Regions from separate parts of the Homo sapiens genome. Here region 1 is linked to region 2. The links are chromatin loops, found by intact Hi-C in ENCODE. Cell type or tissue: endothelial cell of umbilical vein. All regions are shown on one strand.

What was found. A loop is a pair of places that touch in the nucleus more often than their neighbours do. Peaks named below come from ENCODE experiments on the same cell type or tissue, not always from the same donor. Only the 100,000 strongest peaks of a DNase experiment are listed, where the experiment ranks them.
Region 1: a loop joins it to region 2, with 6 times the contacts of the local background. A loop is called at or near these places in 12 of 110 quality-filtered maps.

The regions. Positions count from the first base shown.
Region 1 is chr2:236,573,054-236,581,053 of GRCh38, reverse strand. ACKR3 (atypical chemokine receptor 3) reads right to left here. Exons shown (of 2, transcript NM_020311.3): 2 at 1-614. The coding sequence starts at 588. Among named protein-coding and RNA genes, the nearest start is that of ACKR3, 7.2 kb to the right of the region's middle. RefSeq lists enhancers at 464-1,116, 294-1,493. In endothelial cell of umbilical vein, a CTCF peak has its summit at 4,828; DNase peaks (open chromatin) are centred at 4,853 and 5,253; H3K4me3 peaks cover 305 bases; H3K27ac peaks cover 2,080 bases.
Region 2 is chr2:237,056,786-237,064,785 of GRCh38, reverse strand. All of the region lies in intron 1 of COPS8-DT (COPS8 divergent transcript), which reads left to right. LOC105373950 (a long non-coding RNA gene) reads right to left here. Exons shown (of 3, transcript XR_007088140.1): 1 at 1-8,000. Among named protein-coding and RNA genes, the nearest start is that of COPS8-DT, 25 kb to the left of the region's middle. RefSeq lists enhancers at 3,709-3,758, 5,296-5,405, 7,681-8,000. In endothelial cell of umbilical vein, a CTCF peak has its summit at 3,836 (motif pointing right); DNase peaks (open chromatin) are centred at 3,855 and 4,465; H3K27ac peaks cover 511 bases.

The DNA of each region.
Region 1 (8,000 bases), 480 kb after region 2:
GCAGTAGGTCTCATTGTTGGACGCAGACGTGACGGTCTTCAGGTAGTAGGTGTCAGGCAGAGACACGCAGAAGGCCAGCAGCCACACCAGGATGCAGACGACACGGCGTACCATCTTCTTCCTGCTGCTGGGGGTGTTGGTGAAGTAGGTGATGGAGAGGTAGCGGTCCACGCTCATGCACGTGAGGAAGAAAATGCTGCCGAAGAGGTTGATGGAGAAGATGAGGTGTGTGACTTTGCACGTGAGCTCGCCCATGGGCCACTGGTTGTGCTGCACGAGACTGACCACCCAGACTGGGATGGTGAGGACAACCCACAGGTCGGCAATGGCCAGGTTCAAGATGTAGCAGTGCGTGTCATAGCCTGTGGTCTTGGCCTGGATATTCACCCAGACCACCACGGAGTTGGCAATCATGCCGATGACGAAGATGAAAATGTAAATGAAGGAGAGCGTGTAGAGCAGGACGCTTTTGTTGGGCATGTTGGGACACATCACCGTGTCCACCACGATGCAGTCGCTGCTGTTGCATGGCCAGCTGATGTCCGAGAAGTTCCCTGGCTCTGAGTAGTCGAAGAGATGCAGATCCATCGTTCTGAGGCGGGCAATCAAATGACCTATGAGAAAACCAAGCAAACAAAAAAGATGGAAGAGGAAAGTCACTTCATTAGGAAAAACTCAAGTTTCAGGCAAAAATGCTTTTCCAAGGCCCTGATAGGCTCAGCTGTTTGGGTTTAGCTCTGTAATGTCTTTGCAAAGAAGGGAGAAAAAAAATTCATAATAAAACTCTCCAAAACAAAATAAATCATACTCTGAATCTAAATCCATGTGGTGCTCCAAGACAGAAACTGTGTTTGCTTTCTCCATCTTTTCATGGCTGTGTTCTCAAGACACCGCCAGCATGGCTGTGCCCAGTGTGTGAAATCAACACAGTACAGGGGCCAAAGAAACGTCAGGCAGCTGAGCCCCGGCCACCGCGATGCTGATGGCCTGCTCACTCTCAGCAGGGGACAGTGGAGCCATTTTATCTAGGTCCCCAAAGAATGGCAGGGTTGTCCTCTCCTGGCACTGCTGTATTACAAGTGTCCTGCTTTGGTGTCTTAATGAAAGCATTTCAAATCCTCCTCCAAATTTGCATTTATAATGTGACTCAGCACTTTTTACTTGTCTGCTAAATTCACATATAAACCTGGGTCTCAGGCGGCCCCAGTGTGCAGTCATAAAGCCTCTGGAAACACAGTGAGCCTACGCAGGGTGCCCCACAGCTTAACTGCGCCCCAAACCTGAAGACTCTGGGTTGGCCGTGTGGTTTTCAACGAAGGGCAACCAACCAGCTGTCTCAAGCTTTGGGTCAGCACCTGTTTTTCCATTCCTTTATTTGTTCAACTGCTTCAACAGCAAGGTGTGCCAAGACTCAAAACACAAAAATCACCACCTGCTGCATTTCAGGAGGGCTGACCATTTTCCCAACTGTTTTCCCTGCTGACCTGAGGTGAGACCAACACTCCATCACCATTTCACTCCCAGCCAGAATTCAGCCACGGGGTACCATTGTTATCTGGCACTGATTTCTTCAGATAGACTGACAGGGGCTGTCTTCTACTGTCAGTCCGCCCATGGGAAGGCCCTGAAATCCCTCCAGGCCACAGTCCTGGGTCAGCAATTAGCCCTGCCTGAACCCCACTGTAAAATGAAAACCTCAGCCCAAGGATGCACTGTTGACAGTGACATAGTCAGGTGGTTGCCCTTCCCCCTCACCTGTCCCAGGTAATGACTGGCCTAGAGTCAAGACATTATTTACCGAGTTCATTTAAAGTGGATTCCAGGTTACATATGAGAATTTCCTGGAGGATCAAGGACAAGGGTCAGGGGATCAGGGTCCGGGTGGCTACGCTAGCGGTATGCAAAGCCACAGCTGGGAAGCCGCCCACTCCGAGATCAGACATTCCTGGGTTGGGATTCTGGCTCCTCTATTCATTAGCATTTACCTTGAGAGTTAATCTGTCTGCATCTACCTCCCCAGGACAGCAGCACCTATCTCACAGATACCCTAAGAAGAAAGAAGAAAGGGCCTAATTGAGAGCTTGGCCCTAGCCGATGCTCAATAAAACGTCACCCCCTTCTCCCTCCCTGGCCAGGAAGAAAGAACCCTGGGGATTCTCCCACCTAAGGGAGCGGTTTTTCCCTTCAGCAAAAAGCAGAACCTTGTTTAATTCTATTCCCCTGGAAACCTGGCTCTCACTGGCTGAGTAGTAAATGCCCCCGGGGGAGCTCGCACAGAGACTGGGTTGTTTGATGGGCTTCTCCTTTGGGACAACTTGAACAGAATCCCTGAAAAGTGAGAAATTTCGCGGCCTCGGCTCCACAGCCTCCACATTCACAGCAGAGGACCTGGCGTGAACCCCACTTAGCGGAGACTGTTGCGGGCTTCTGGGCACTTCCCTCTGCGGGATGTAAATGACTGTGGGGTCCCCTCCTCGTGACCTAACCTGACTCAGTGTCCTCCACGGCTGACAGAAAGGGCTGGGCCTCCCAAGACAGCCGCATCCCCTCCACACTCTGAAAGCCTTCCATGGAGGGAACCACGCTGGTCCTGCAGCGGGAGGCCTGGCCGTCCTCAGAGTCACCCACTAGGAGGAATCAAGCCCTGTGACCACGGACTTATGACAAGCCCTGATGCCCAAGCATGGGAGGCTGCCCATGGAGGTGAGCCAGGTCAAGGTCAGGACAGAAACTCAAAGCAGGAGGCTTGGCACACTTGTCCTAAGACGCAGCTCTAGAACTCCAAAAGGACGTAGGCCCAGCAGGGAGCTGAGGACACCCTGTCCTGCCAGACTGCCTCCAGGGTGGACGGGCAACCCCAGGCCGTGCCTTGAAGCTACTATCGCCATCTTTCCTTGGCCACCAAATGACCCAGAGCTGACGTTCCACTCTCCACCCCGTGATGCCAGGAGACAAGGATTTCACCTTTGCTCTCCCCACATGGCTCTACTGCAACAATCCTTGTTCCTTTCTCCCATTTCCTTAAAACGAAACACATTTGCATCATGGCTTGGTTTCCAAAACACTTTCCCCCATGATCTCATCTGACCCCAGAGTCCCGGGGAGCAGAGGAGCTTGAATGGAGGACCGCCCCACAGCTGGGCAGCAGCAGGGACAGCAGCTGGGTCCAGAGGGAGCTCGGCTGGCGCCTGGCTTGGGCTCCCTGCTCTGTCCCCACTGGCACAGCCACACAGCAGAAGCTGCCATAAATCCTGGGGTTTGGGCCATTCACAGGGGCTAGAAAGAAATGACCCTCAGTCTTTGTTCGCCCGAACTTGGATCCCGAATCCGCCCCACCTCTCTCCCCCACCATGGTGACATTCCTCTGGCTCAGGTCTTACTTGCCCTCCAGTGTAGAGACATGTCAGATGCCGGCTGGCCAGGCGCCTGGCCACTGCTCAGCATGGACAGGCCCCAGCAGGAGGCAGGGTCACTCAGTGAGAAGACGCCTGGTTCCCACATCTCGAGTGTGTCCTTCCTTCCAGTTCCTCCACTCTTAGCACAAAATAGACACTCACCCGCTTTGAGCTACCAGCAGCCTTCAGTATTCTCAGAGCCCAGAGTGGGACTGAGAGGTGGAAAAGGGCTCAGGGACCCCCATCCAGCCCTTGGCTTTCTACCTTTGCCTCTTTGGGTGACGAAAATTTGATTTAGGGACCATTGGTCCTCTGAGTCAAAAACAGTATTTCTGAGATAGGCACTTCCCCGCTCAGCCGTCCTCGCCTCTGTCCTTGCTTCTCCCCTCCCGGGTGGCACAGTGGGAAACTTCCAACAAGGGCATGGCTGTTGCTGCCCAAGGGCTGAATGAGAGAGCGGAGGCTGGAGCTCCTCACTGCCCCACCGATCACCGGCCACCTATCATCACTCACCGATCACCGATCCTCAATCATTAACCACCAGTCAGCCCAAGGAACAGCAGCCCACACTGGGGCTGGCCAGGAAACAAAGCCAGAGGCCCACACCCTGACCACCTGCTTTCCTCTCGGGGCCTGGACGGGCCTCTCCCTTCCCACCACCAAAGGTTCCAGGGGTCAGATAGGAAGGAAAGTACAGTGAAAAGGGAGATTAAGCAGACAGTGCAGTCATCAAGTCCTCTGCAAATTCAAATGGGAGCTAAAGAAAACAAAAAACAGAAAAACAAAAATGTCATACTATAGCTTACCCTTTTGTCATTTCGGTATTTTTCATGCATTAGGTTTCAGAAACAAGAGCTGTCTCCAGCAAACAGATTATTATTTGACAAAGACAATCCCCTTATTCAAAATAGGGAACTGCCGTGTAACATGGAAGGTGGCCTGCGACAAAGGCTCTGGCCGCCCCAGCCTGCGTGCAGGACGTTTAGGGTGGGCAGGGCCCACTTTCATTGACCACCATTCACTGATGGTTGTGCGTCCACTATTGGAGCAAAGAATCTTCCTAAATTACCTGCTTAGATCTTAATAAGTGACACTCTCAGAATCCCTGATAGGAACAAAAGCTTCATAGAGCAAACTATGAAATGTGTACCCAGGGCCCCTGGTTCTCAAAAGCCTGGTGACAAAGCTCCCTGCAAAATCTGAAAGTGGAGAGAGGGAGGGAGGCCTCTAATGAACCCCCAGCGGGCCCTGCACAGAAATCACAGGTCCCCTCAAGCAAAAGCAGGGGATTACCTCATCCCATACAGAAAGAGCTGACTGCATTCCGCACAGATCTGGATGGGCCAGCCCTCGGGTCCTTGTATACATTCTTAATGCCTCTCAGCCTGTGCGGGGTCTGTTTACGCTGGGAAGTTGGGAAGGCCGATAGCCACAGGGCCTGAAGGAGACATCCACTTAGACCAGTCACCCTCTGCTGGAATCAACCAGCAATTCCATTCCCGCTTGAGGCCAGGGTCTAAGAAACATGTCTGGGTGTGAATCAAACCTGCCCACTGCCTGCGTCTCTAGGGCCTCAGTGCCCATGCCAGGGCAGGCAGGGGAATGAGACCCACTTCTGACACTTAGGTTCTAAGGTTTCTGCATAAAAGATTCCAGGGGGAAGGAAGGGGAGGGGGTGCAGAACAAAAGACGTTTCTTTCCAGTTCTATGATGATACAAATTCATACGTTTCTCTCCTCAAAATATTCATGTGTCTCCAAATGTACACAAGATGTTTTTTAAAGCAGTATTTATTTACGAGCAAACACTGGAGACAACGTAAATGTCTTTCAACAAAGGCACGACTCAGTAAAGCCTGGTGTCTCCGCCATCTGGAATATAATACAGCTGTGAGAGGGAGGCCTCCCTTCATGCACAGGGAGAGTTACGACATGCTGTTCAGTGAAAGACAATACGCAGACACACGCACACACAGCACAACCCCAGAAACGCACACACAGCACAACCCCAGACACGCACACACAGCACAACCCCAGACACACACACACACAGAGCACAACCCCAGACACACGCACACACAGCACAACCCCAGACACACACACACACACAGCACAACCCCAGACACACGCACACACAGCACAACCCCAGACACACACACACACAGCACAACCCCAGACACACGCACACACAGCACAACCCCAGACACACGCACACACAGCACAACCCCAGACACACACACACACACAGCACAACCCCAGACACACGCACACACAGCACAACCCCAGCTATGCAGAAAGAAACACAAAAATTACATTTGTGTATTTTTATATGTAAATACATGTGCACGAAGGCATAGAAAAAGACCTGCAGTAAGTATAAAACTTGGGGCTGGGAAGGTAGGAGGAGGGAACAAAAGGAGACTTGTAGTTTTTACTCTATAAACTTCTGTGTTATTTGAAATTTGACATCAAGAATTATGTAAATTTTCATAGAGGGAGGAATGGTCCACAGAACAATCGAGGTTCATGTTGCATTTTCCTGGACCACAGAGACCCAAGGGAGAACAAAAAGCAGTGAACGTCAGCTTTCATTCCCTTTTTCCCAGCGCTTGCTCTGTTTTATCTCATTCATTCCTTCGTACAGGGGTCACCTTTTTAGCGGCCCTGTCGCACGTTGCAGTGACAGGGAGAGAACTTTCCCGTGGCCGGCGGTGGGCAAGCACCTGTCCAGCCCTCCATCCCTGCCAGCCTATGGCCTGCAAAGGGACTCCTCTGTCACTCACAGCCCAGATGGTACTGGGGCTCCTCTTGTCAATTGCAGGACTTTCTCGGAGATGCACCTCTCGTTTCTGGGATGTTTTATTCATCAACCAAGTATCCTTGACAACGACCGTGCTGCAGCAAGCAGCCTGGGGTATTTAGCCACATCCAAATGGTCTCCCTGAGCTCACTCTGCAAGCTGAGGGTGAAGCCGGAATTACAGGTACTCAGGTTTAGAGCCTTCATGGGTGGTGGCTGAGTATGCAATCAGCATGTCCTCACGCTGGTTAGTTCCTTCCAGAGAATGCCACGTGTTCAGGCACCTGGCCAGTGTCCCTCCAAACTCCCTTCCACATGTTTGCAGTCTCCAACCACAGACTCTTCCCAACTGATGCCCTCTGCCCTTCTGATTCTCCCACCTTCTCCTGGCCCCACACTGCACATCTCTATTCTGGAATGGCTTTTGTACCATCACGTTGTTCAGGTTTCTTGCCCCTCCACCTCATTCCTACCAGGCCCCGCACCCCCCACCAAGTCTTCTGTAACTTTGTGTAGCTACAGCTATACAGCTATACAGCTACAGCTGCACATAGTAGGTACTCAATGAGCCAGCAGTTAATCGTGCCCCACCAAGACCAGCGACTGTGGCCAGCAGCGGAGACGGGCGTCCAGGAGAGACTTTTCTGAAATCGTCACCGAGCTGGTGTTGACGGACTGAGCCTCTTGTTCCAGGAGGCACTGCTCTGGGGCACGTGAGGACAACAAATCAGAAACATCTCCCCCCAACCCCCGAGACCCCGCCGGCTAATTGGGAAGGCACGCAGGCCCATCACCCCCCAGGCATGAGCAAGGTGGTGCATGCCCCTTCAGCAGGAAAATGAGGGGTTTCTACTCTGGTGGCTTATGGGGGACTTCAAGGAGGTAGGGGTGATCAAGGATGTTCCAGGAAGGCACAGCCATGGGTAGAGTCACCCAGCCTGGCTGAGGCAAGGACTCTCCACGAAGAGCAAATGGAGGTAAGAGTTGGGCCTTAAAGGGTGGGCAAGGAATATGACCAGGGCTTGTCCATGCAGGAGCCAGGACAGTCTAGAGCAAGGCCATGGCTTTGGAGCAGAGGAGGCTTTGAGAATGGAAGTGATACGAACCCCACAGGCAGCTTTGCAGTGGGGTGGTCTGGTAGCTGGGTGCAGACCAGGCTGCTACACACACATCACTCCTCTACAGTGGTATAGATAAGATAACTCAGGCCAGGCCTGGGGCCCCGGGACCAGCTCCGAAAAGGGGGACCCTCTGGCCATCTGGGCCCTGCAGGACTTCTGCCTCCTTCACTGGCTTTCTGCAGTGTGAGACCTGTGTCCTACAAGGGAATTTCATGAAGAAACTTGGTATTGTCCCAGACAAGAGCTGGGACAGTGGCCCTCACTGTTTGCACACCTGGAAACTGAGGCCAGGCCGGGTGAAGAGACTGGGTTATGGTGCGCTTGTGGCTAAGAACAGAGTTCTCTTCCCCTTTCCAACATCTCCAGGGACTCTCCAGCGGGAATCATGCTACAAAAGCAAACGCTCTGGTCTCCTTGAGCAGATAACACCTCTTCCACCAGGCCAGCCCCGCTTACGCTGAGCCTGCAAGTTAGATCAGGAGAATCCACACTACCTCTGAAGAACCATTAGGCAACTGCGCATCATTGAGTGGGGTGTGTGTGTGTGTGCATGTGTGTGTGTCTGTGTGTCTGTGTGTTTTTAACCAATGCTACATCGAATCTATGGGGAAACCAACCAAGTAACCTAGGGGAGCTTTGGCCCAGGCAGACTCTCTGTGACTATCTGCTAGGGCTGATAGCAGAAT
Region 2 (8,000 bases):
GCCCGGTAATCTAATCTGCTTTCTTTCTGTCAGTGGAGCTGGAAGGAACCGAGAGGCCGGTGAGACATTAGCCCGGCCTTGAAGACATCGGCTCCACCGAGCAGCAAGCAGGCCCCAGTGGTCTCTGCTCTGCCTGGAGGGGGACAAGGGTGGGGATGCATTTTGGGGCTGAAGCTTACACCCCAGTGCTTCCCTGAGAAGCCCCGATGCTATGGGCCAAGATAGGGTCCCGGCTGCAGGCAGGCTTCCTGCGTGGGCTCACGTGAAGTCACACAGCTGGTGTCTCGTTGTCCATTGTTGACCCAGTTTCCTCGAGGTTGGCTCCCTCTCAGACAGGCCCTCCGCCCGGTACTGCGGCAGCGATAGCCTCGCATCGTCTCAGGCTAGTCCAGCAGGAAGAAGGGAGACTCTCTTTTTGGGGAGTCCCAGCCCCGGCAGTGTCATGTGCCCACGTGGACCAATCACTGTGGAGACGGTAGTGAGATGCTCTGATTGGCTTAGACCCAGGTCATGTAATGGACCCTGCCCAGAGTCCCCGGACTTAGAGGCAGGGCGGAGTGCTTTCCCAACTTAAGTGTGGATGGAGTTACCAGGCGAATCCGTCGTAGGCGTCAAGATCAGCGGATGGCAACCAACATTTGTAGAGTGGTCACTGCCTGCAGTAGGGATAATGATGTCCAACCTCCAAGTTGTTGAGCGAGTTCAATGAATTAATACATGTAAAGTAGTTAGAACAGTGCCTGGTGCACAGCAAGCTCTCAGCAAATGTCCACTGTTTGCCAAGCAGCAGTCTCAGCTCCTCTTGCACCATATTACTTCATCCTTATGGCAGCCCCATCAAGTGAGTGCTGTTTTCTCCACTTTACAAATGAGGAAACCAAGGCTCAGAGGGGTTAGGTAACTTACCTGAGGTCACACAGCTAGTGAGAGATGGAGTCAAGATTTCAACCAGGACAGTTTGACCTCAGAGTGTGGGTGCTTAATTCTTCCACAATGCTACTGCAAGAGGGATGCCCGTTCTGTATACATGCCCGTTCTATATATTAGAGCCAATGGCAGTAGGCTGGAGGGAAGTGTATTTAAAGCACCCCATAATATAATAGTATAAATAGGATTCTCCCAGTGGTCAATTTTCATCCTGGTTTTAATTTGGAAACCCTTTAAAACTACATTAATGCTTTTCAGATACAATTCTGAAACATGAGGACTAGCAATACCTGTCATCCCAGCAGCCAGAAAGAGTTAATGTAGCTTCCAAGGCTTTGTAACTTACAACGAGGGAGGAACTTACATGCTGGGAAAGTGTAATTCAGTGAATAATGGGAATCTGGATTAATTCCCAAATAAAGTTGTTATCATAAGAATTTATGAAGAGGGAAAAAAGAAATTTAGCAGAATCTCCAGGGGCAGATATTAGACATGAAAATCAAACTTTGCAGTGCTTTAAATGTTATTTATCACGTCTTTTTCTTTTCTGTGTCCGGCATCTGGAGCCCCAGGCCTGTGATCATATTGTTTTAAATGGACAGGATCACAAGTGGCTGCTCTCACGTGGAAGTAAGGGCAGGGAAAGACAAATGAGGCACAGATGAGACACGAATGTGTTCTGTGTTTGTGAACACAGAACACAGGATGTAGGTGGTATGCCCAGCTCAAGTTCAGCACTGAAAACCCTTTTCTGGGAGCTTAACATCAGGATTTTTTCATTAAGTCAATCAGAGGATACTGGGAAGTTAAACAAAGTAGTCCTTTCCCCCCTTTATCTACTTGTATCCCAGGATCAGTGGGGCTTAACTGTGTGTGAATTGGGGTGATGAGGTGTCAGCTTTTGTTCATCCCCTGCAGGGGTCCTGGTCAACTTCTAGGAGAAACCTTCAGCCAAGGGACATGGGGAGCTGCTTCCCATCTAAACAGAAGCCAAGCCAAAACAACTGCCATTGTGAGCTCAGCCGGGGTCAGCGTGTGCCATGCTGTCATTGCGTGGGGTTTCAGGGAGGCCTCTAATGACACCAGTAATTCCTTCCAGCAGGTTGCAAATCCTGAGATTCCTTCAAAACTAGTCCATTGGAGGCCAGGCGTGGTGACTCATGCCTGTAATCCCAACACTTTGGGAGGCTGAGGTGGGTGGGTCACATGAGGCCAGGAGCTTGAGACCAGCCTCACCAACAAGGTGAAACCAGGTCTCTACTAAAAGTACAAAAATTAGTGGGACATGGTGGTGCACGTCTGTAATCCCAGGGAACCCAGGGAACTAAGTTCAGCCAGCAACCTAGCAGAGCAGGGACGGGCCTTCCCCAGAGCTCCAGGAATGGATGCAACTTGCCAATACTTAGATTTTAGTCCAAAGAGATCTGTACTGAACTACCGACCTGCAGAACAGATCACAAACTTAGGCTGTTTTAATCCACAACGTTTATGGCAATTAGTTACAGCAATCAAAGATTCACACTGGGGTACAGAGGAAAGCTGTGCCTGCCTCAAAGTGGCCCCATAGCCTGAGCCCTGTGGTGACAGGGCTTTGGGCAGAGCATGATGCAGCAGTTTTTGGGTGTGCCCAGGTTCCCAGGTATGATGCCCAGTGGGTGACAGGGCGTTTTGCCTACCTTGGTACGGAGCGCAGCCTGGCCACAGCAAGGACAGGTGCTCAACACCATGGGGTCCTCAGGAGTCTGCCCCGAGTGTTCTCCCAGAGGGCATCTGCAGCCATGGTGGAAGGGGGTGCAGCCCTCCTCAGCTCTGTGACCAGCAGGTGGTAACAAAGAGAGCTCAAGAAAAGATGCTCAGAGATGCACAAATCTAACTGTGGGCCTTGGCAGGGCAGCTTCGCTGCTGCTTTACATGGAAGGAGTTAGAAGCTAGTAGAACTTGAATATCTACAGCAAGCTGATCATGTTAGGGAAATTCAAGATAAACAAGCACATTTTCAACCTCTGTGAGCCTTGGTATCCTCATCTGTACAATGGGAAAAATAATAGTTCCCAAAGAGTTATTATGAGAATGAATTAAACACCATGAGCCCAGGTGCCTGCCTATACCCGGTGCATGGAGCCACTTTGTTCCGGTTCCTTCCTCCATCTCCCCATCTTGTCTCTGACTGTGGTTTATTCTGGGATGACACCCCGGCTGTACCTGTTTGCTTCAGACCTTGGCAGGGCTTATCATGGCACTTCACGAGGCACCTTTGTTTGTCCAATGTGGAGCTATGCCAGCATCTGCAGTTGCCTTGGCTGAGATGCCTCCACTGCTCCCGGGTGCAGGATGGGTCCTCATGTGGAGGGATGCGGAGTTTCCTGGTGGGTGGGGCAGCGCTTTCCGTGCTCCAGGTGTTTGTGGTTGAAGTCGACTGTGATTATAGACTAGGGGTGGTGGGCTGCTGGGAGGGTTCCTGTTCTGGGGATTGCCCAGACCCACTACGTTACGCCGAAAAAATCCCAGCAAGTTGCTGAAGGGGGGTGTAGGAGTGAGGAGAGAGAGATTTTGAGCAAAATGGGCATGTGGAGGGACTGTGTGTGTGGGCGCTGTGTAGGGCAATGGTCCCCCGGGGGTGGCCCCAGACAGACCGTGTGGGTGGCACATCAGCTGTAATGGGACACCTGGGCCTTGGGCTCAGGCTAGCAACTTAATGTTCAGTCTTAATTCCAGAAAGTGGGACGAGCCTACTGGGGCAAGCCTGAGATGGGTCTGAGCCCTCGAGTGGGAAGGGTCTGGTAGGGTGGGAAGAAGGCAGGATGGGCTTGGGAGGAGAGGCCAGCCCGAGTGTGATAACCAGGTTTCAGCAAGCACGGGGACCCTGACATTGTGTTCTTGGGAAATGCAAAAGGCAGACCACAAGGTGGTGCTCACTACAAAAGAATTCCAGGACCAGGCAAAACCCGGAGAGTGCCAGCTTTTTATTCACCCCGGATTTTCGAAAACAGCAATATGGACAAAAGATATTTGAGGCTCTCCTGGGCATGCTTTCCCTTTTCTTCTTTTATGTTGTTTTTCTAGTTTGTTTCAGGCAATCTCGCCCTGCATTATTGGAAAGTCTTGTTCAGAACAGTTGGTGTCTTCACAGTGACCGCAAGCACTAATGAATACACACACACACATACACACACCCTGCGATAGGTGGCTTTCTAGATCGATACCCCCACCCCAGGGCACTGAGAGGGGTAAAGTCAGAGCCGGGCAGGGTGTCCTTCAGGATGTGACCCTGTGATTTTGTCCTCTTCCTGAAATTCTCAGGATAGGGAGGATTTCAGTTTGATGCAAATACTCTATTTCTATAACACATATTTTTGCTTTTTTGTACCACACAATCCTCCATCGTCTCTCACTTTCCCCACACACCATTACATGTGTCATTAACTCTCAAGGTCCTGCCAAGACAAGCAGCTCCCCTTCAGCTGTTGAGAGCGATATGGGACTCACCCTGCCCAGCGCATTGCCGTGAGGTGAAGCCCGGGGGACGGGGGCAGAGGTGTGCTGGGAAGGAGCCCAGACCTTGTTAACTTTGCATACAAGAGTGTTTTGTATCCATGTGGAAACTCACATAAGCAGCAACTTATCATAGTTTTTTCCTTCTTATGTCTCTTGGTGTATTGTATATGTGTGAATGTGTGTAAATAAAATGTTAATTTCAGTGCAGTCTGAGATACCCTCACTGAATCCTACCCACCTCTCCCAGCCAGGCTGATTCAAGGGGGCCCTGCCCCGCATCCTTCCTGCTCTACCGGCCATCGCGACGCCACCTTCCATGAGCTCCATTTCCAGGACTGGCCCATCTGGGCATCACAGTCCCAACCACAATGCGTGTTTGGTCCTTGGGGCTTCCTGGATAACTTGGAGCTTTGTGAGAACTCCAAAAGGATTTCTTCTGAAGAACCAAACCCATGTTTCATAGGCGACACGCAGTTTGCTCCTTTCAACATGCACACAAAACACACATGCATGAAACAGCAAATGAGAGCAGCCTCGGCATGATCTGAGAGTCTGCCAGTCCCTTCCTCACCAGAGCAGGGCTCAGAACCATACTCCTCACATCCTCGGATTCTGGGGTGCAGCCCTCAGGGACAGCTTGGGGCTGAGGCCAGAACACAGTTGGCAGGGCCCAGAGCTTCTCCCCTGACCCCACCTAGCACGTGGCTCAGAGCCAGTGGGGCTGGCCAAGGGTTGCTTTTCCAGTATGGTTTGCTCATTTTCTTTTGCTGCTCTTGTTCTCGCTCTCACCTGTACTCTCTGCTCTGTCCCTGCTCCTCAAGGGTTTCAAGATCAAGATGCTTATTGTCGAGAACTGTCTTCCTTTCAAAAATGGCTTACAGTTCTGGCCTCCAAATGCAGGATTTTAGCTACACTGCCACATCATTCAACATTTAAAAAACAAAACAAAAATAGTTCACATTATTATAATTTTTCCATTTGCTAATGGGCAAATGAGGAGGGTCGAAAGTGCAACTGCCTGCAGAACACCTTGACAAAATCTGCAGAGAAAAGGTTTCATTTCTGTTTTTAGTCAGGAACTAGAAAATGCTGTGCCTCATGACTCCTGTAGACGCTCCTTCACCACTGAGCTGGGCTTCGCTTTATAGTGGGCTCATGGGTTCCATTTAAAATATTAACCCTCAGCAGAAACTCAAATTTCAGGTGGATTTAGAGTTTCCTACGGCTGTTGCTTCACATGTCATCTGGAGAAGGCCCCCTGTGCAGTCTTTGCAACTTTCCACAGATAAAGGTGAAAATAATGCAAGAGGAAAACAGATGACGGCCTTTCCCTAAGGCAGAAACTGGGAAGAAGGGAAGCCTGAGAGGAGCAAAAGGACCTGATGCCATGAGTGGCCTCAGTGTGAAATGCGGAGGGCCTCAGTTTGTGTCCCAGCACAGAGACTCTCTACACAAGGTTTTGTTCTTGTTTGTGTTTTTAACTTTTCTCCCATCCCCTGACGGAGACACCTGTGCCTGAGCTCCAGGGGAACTCGGCAGCGCCCATGCTCCATTCCTTGGATGCTTCTGTGAGTTGAGCAGAAAGACTTTCTTCTCATTTCTATCAATCACCTTTCTTTGCTCTCAGCCCACTCACTTCCCCATCTTCTACACCTCACGGAAGCAGGAAGGAGGGGCTGCCGAGGACCCCAGGAATGCGGCCCCAGGAGTCACCATGCAGATGAAGAAGGGAGGCGCCCTCATATTCGGGCAGCCTGGGAACTGGGATGTGTTCCATGCAGTGACAGCTCCCAGCGCTCTGAAGCCATGACAGCGGAGGAGGCAAGGCAAGACCCCTCCTGCAGAACAGCCACCTGCAGGGGAGATCTGGCGAGGAGTAAGAATCGGGTAGATTTACGCCAGGTCCCCTAAGAGCGGTGCAAAGAAATGGATCAAATAGGCAAGCATTTCATCAGGGAAAATGCCTAAGAGAAATGCGGGGGGAAGCTGGGTGCAACTGGAATAGCCTTCAGACTGTGGTGTGAGTCTGACCCCAGTGAAGGAAAGAGGAGGGATGGCTGCGAGGAGGTGGCCCCAGGAAAGTTCTGCAAAGCCACCGGGCATCCTCAACCCTGAACCAGAGGACTCAGCCCAACCTCTCCCCAGAGTGGACCTGCACTGCCTTGCTCAGACACTGGCTGGGAGCAGCCTGTGAGAAATGTGGCTGCATGCAAATATTTAACCGTCAACAAGCCACAGCTGAGGAAACATGGCCACACAACCGTATTAGTCCATTCTCGCACTGTTACAAAAAATACCTGAGACTGGGTAATGTATGAAGGAAAGAGGTTGAATTGGCTCACAGTTCCACAGGCTGTACAGGAAGCGTGGCAACATCTACTTCTGGGGTGACCTGTGGGAGTTTTTACTCATGGTGGGGGCAATGAGGGAGCAGGCATTTCACCTGGCAGGAGCAGGAGGAAGAGAGAGGGGGGAGGTACCACACTTTTTTTTTTTTTTGAAAAGAAGACTTGCTCTTTCGCCCAGGCTGGAGTGCAGTGGCATGATCTCACCTCACTGCAACCATTGCCTTCTGGATTCAAGCGATTCTCCTGCCTCAGCCTTCCGAGTAGCTGGGATTACAGGCACGTGCCACTAAGCCCGGCTAATTCTTTTATTTTTAATAGAGATGGGGTTTCATCATGTTGGCTAGGCTGGTTTCAAACTCCTGACCACAAGTGATCCACCCACCTCGGCCTCCCAAAGTGTTGGGATTACAGGTGTGAGCCACTGCTCCCAGCCTGCACACTTTTATACAACCAGATCTTGTGAAAACTCTTGTCACTATACAGTACCAAGGGGAGATGGTGGTAAACCATTCATGAGAACTCTGCCTCCATGATCCAGTCATCTCCCCCAGGTCCTCCCTGACACTGGGGATTACAATTCAACATGAGATTTGGGAAGGGACACGAGGCAAATCATATCAACAACCATTTGGAAAGTCATATGCAATGGGAGAGAGAAATCATGGGAAATAATATAAAATGAATTCTTTTCAGCAACGAAATCTGCTGACATCAAGATAAATACATATATACATGCATATATACACACACGCATATATTTAATATGAAGTCTGCTTCAAACTCAAACAATAGAGAGATGGATTTATGCATATCTGAAAATGAGCACTATACCTCTATTAAATAGGTAATATTGAAAAATACCCGATGGCATAGAATAATGTTCTGAAATGAAAATAACGGGTGAAAAGCAGTAAATACAAAGTAAAATGTCATGTTTCATAAAACTTCTTACCAGTGGTTCTCTCTGTGTGATGGGATTACAGATGATTTTTGTTTTTTACTATTTTCTTACAAAAAGATCACATGTCGTTTTGTACCTTCAAGAGATTTTAAGAGCACCATCGCATGCGTCTGGCTCTCCTAGTATGTCAAGGTGCCTGCCTCTCATCTGTGGGGTTGCAGGTCGGCACCGCTGGGGGAGTGGAGAGTCTGTGCTCCTTCTGTACGCTGCTGCCTCTGCTGCAATGAAGTTTATGAGGGAGCCTCCAGCCACTGGGGACTGGGGTCTTA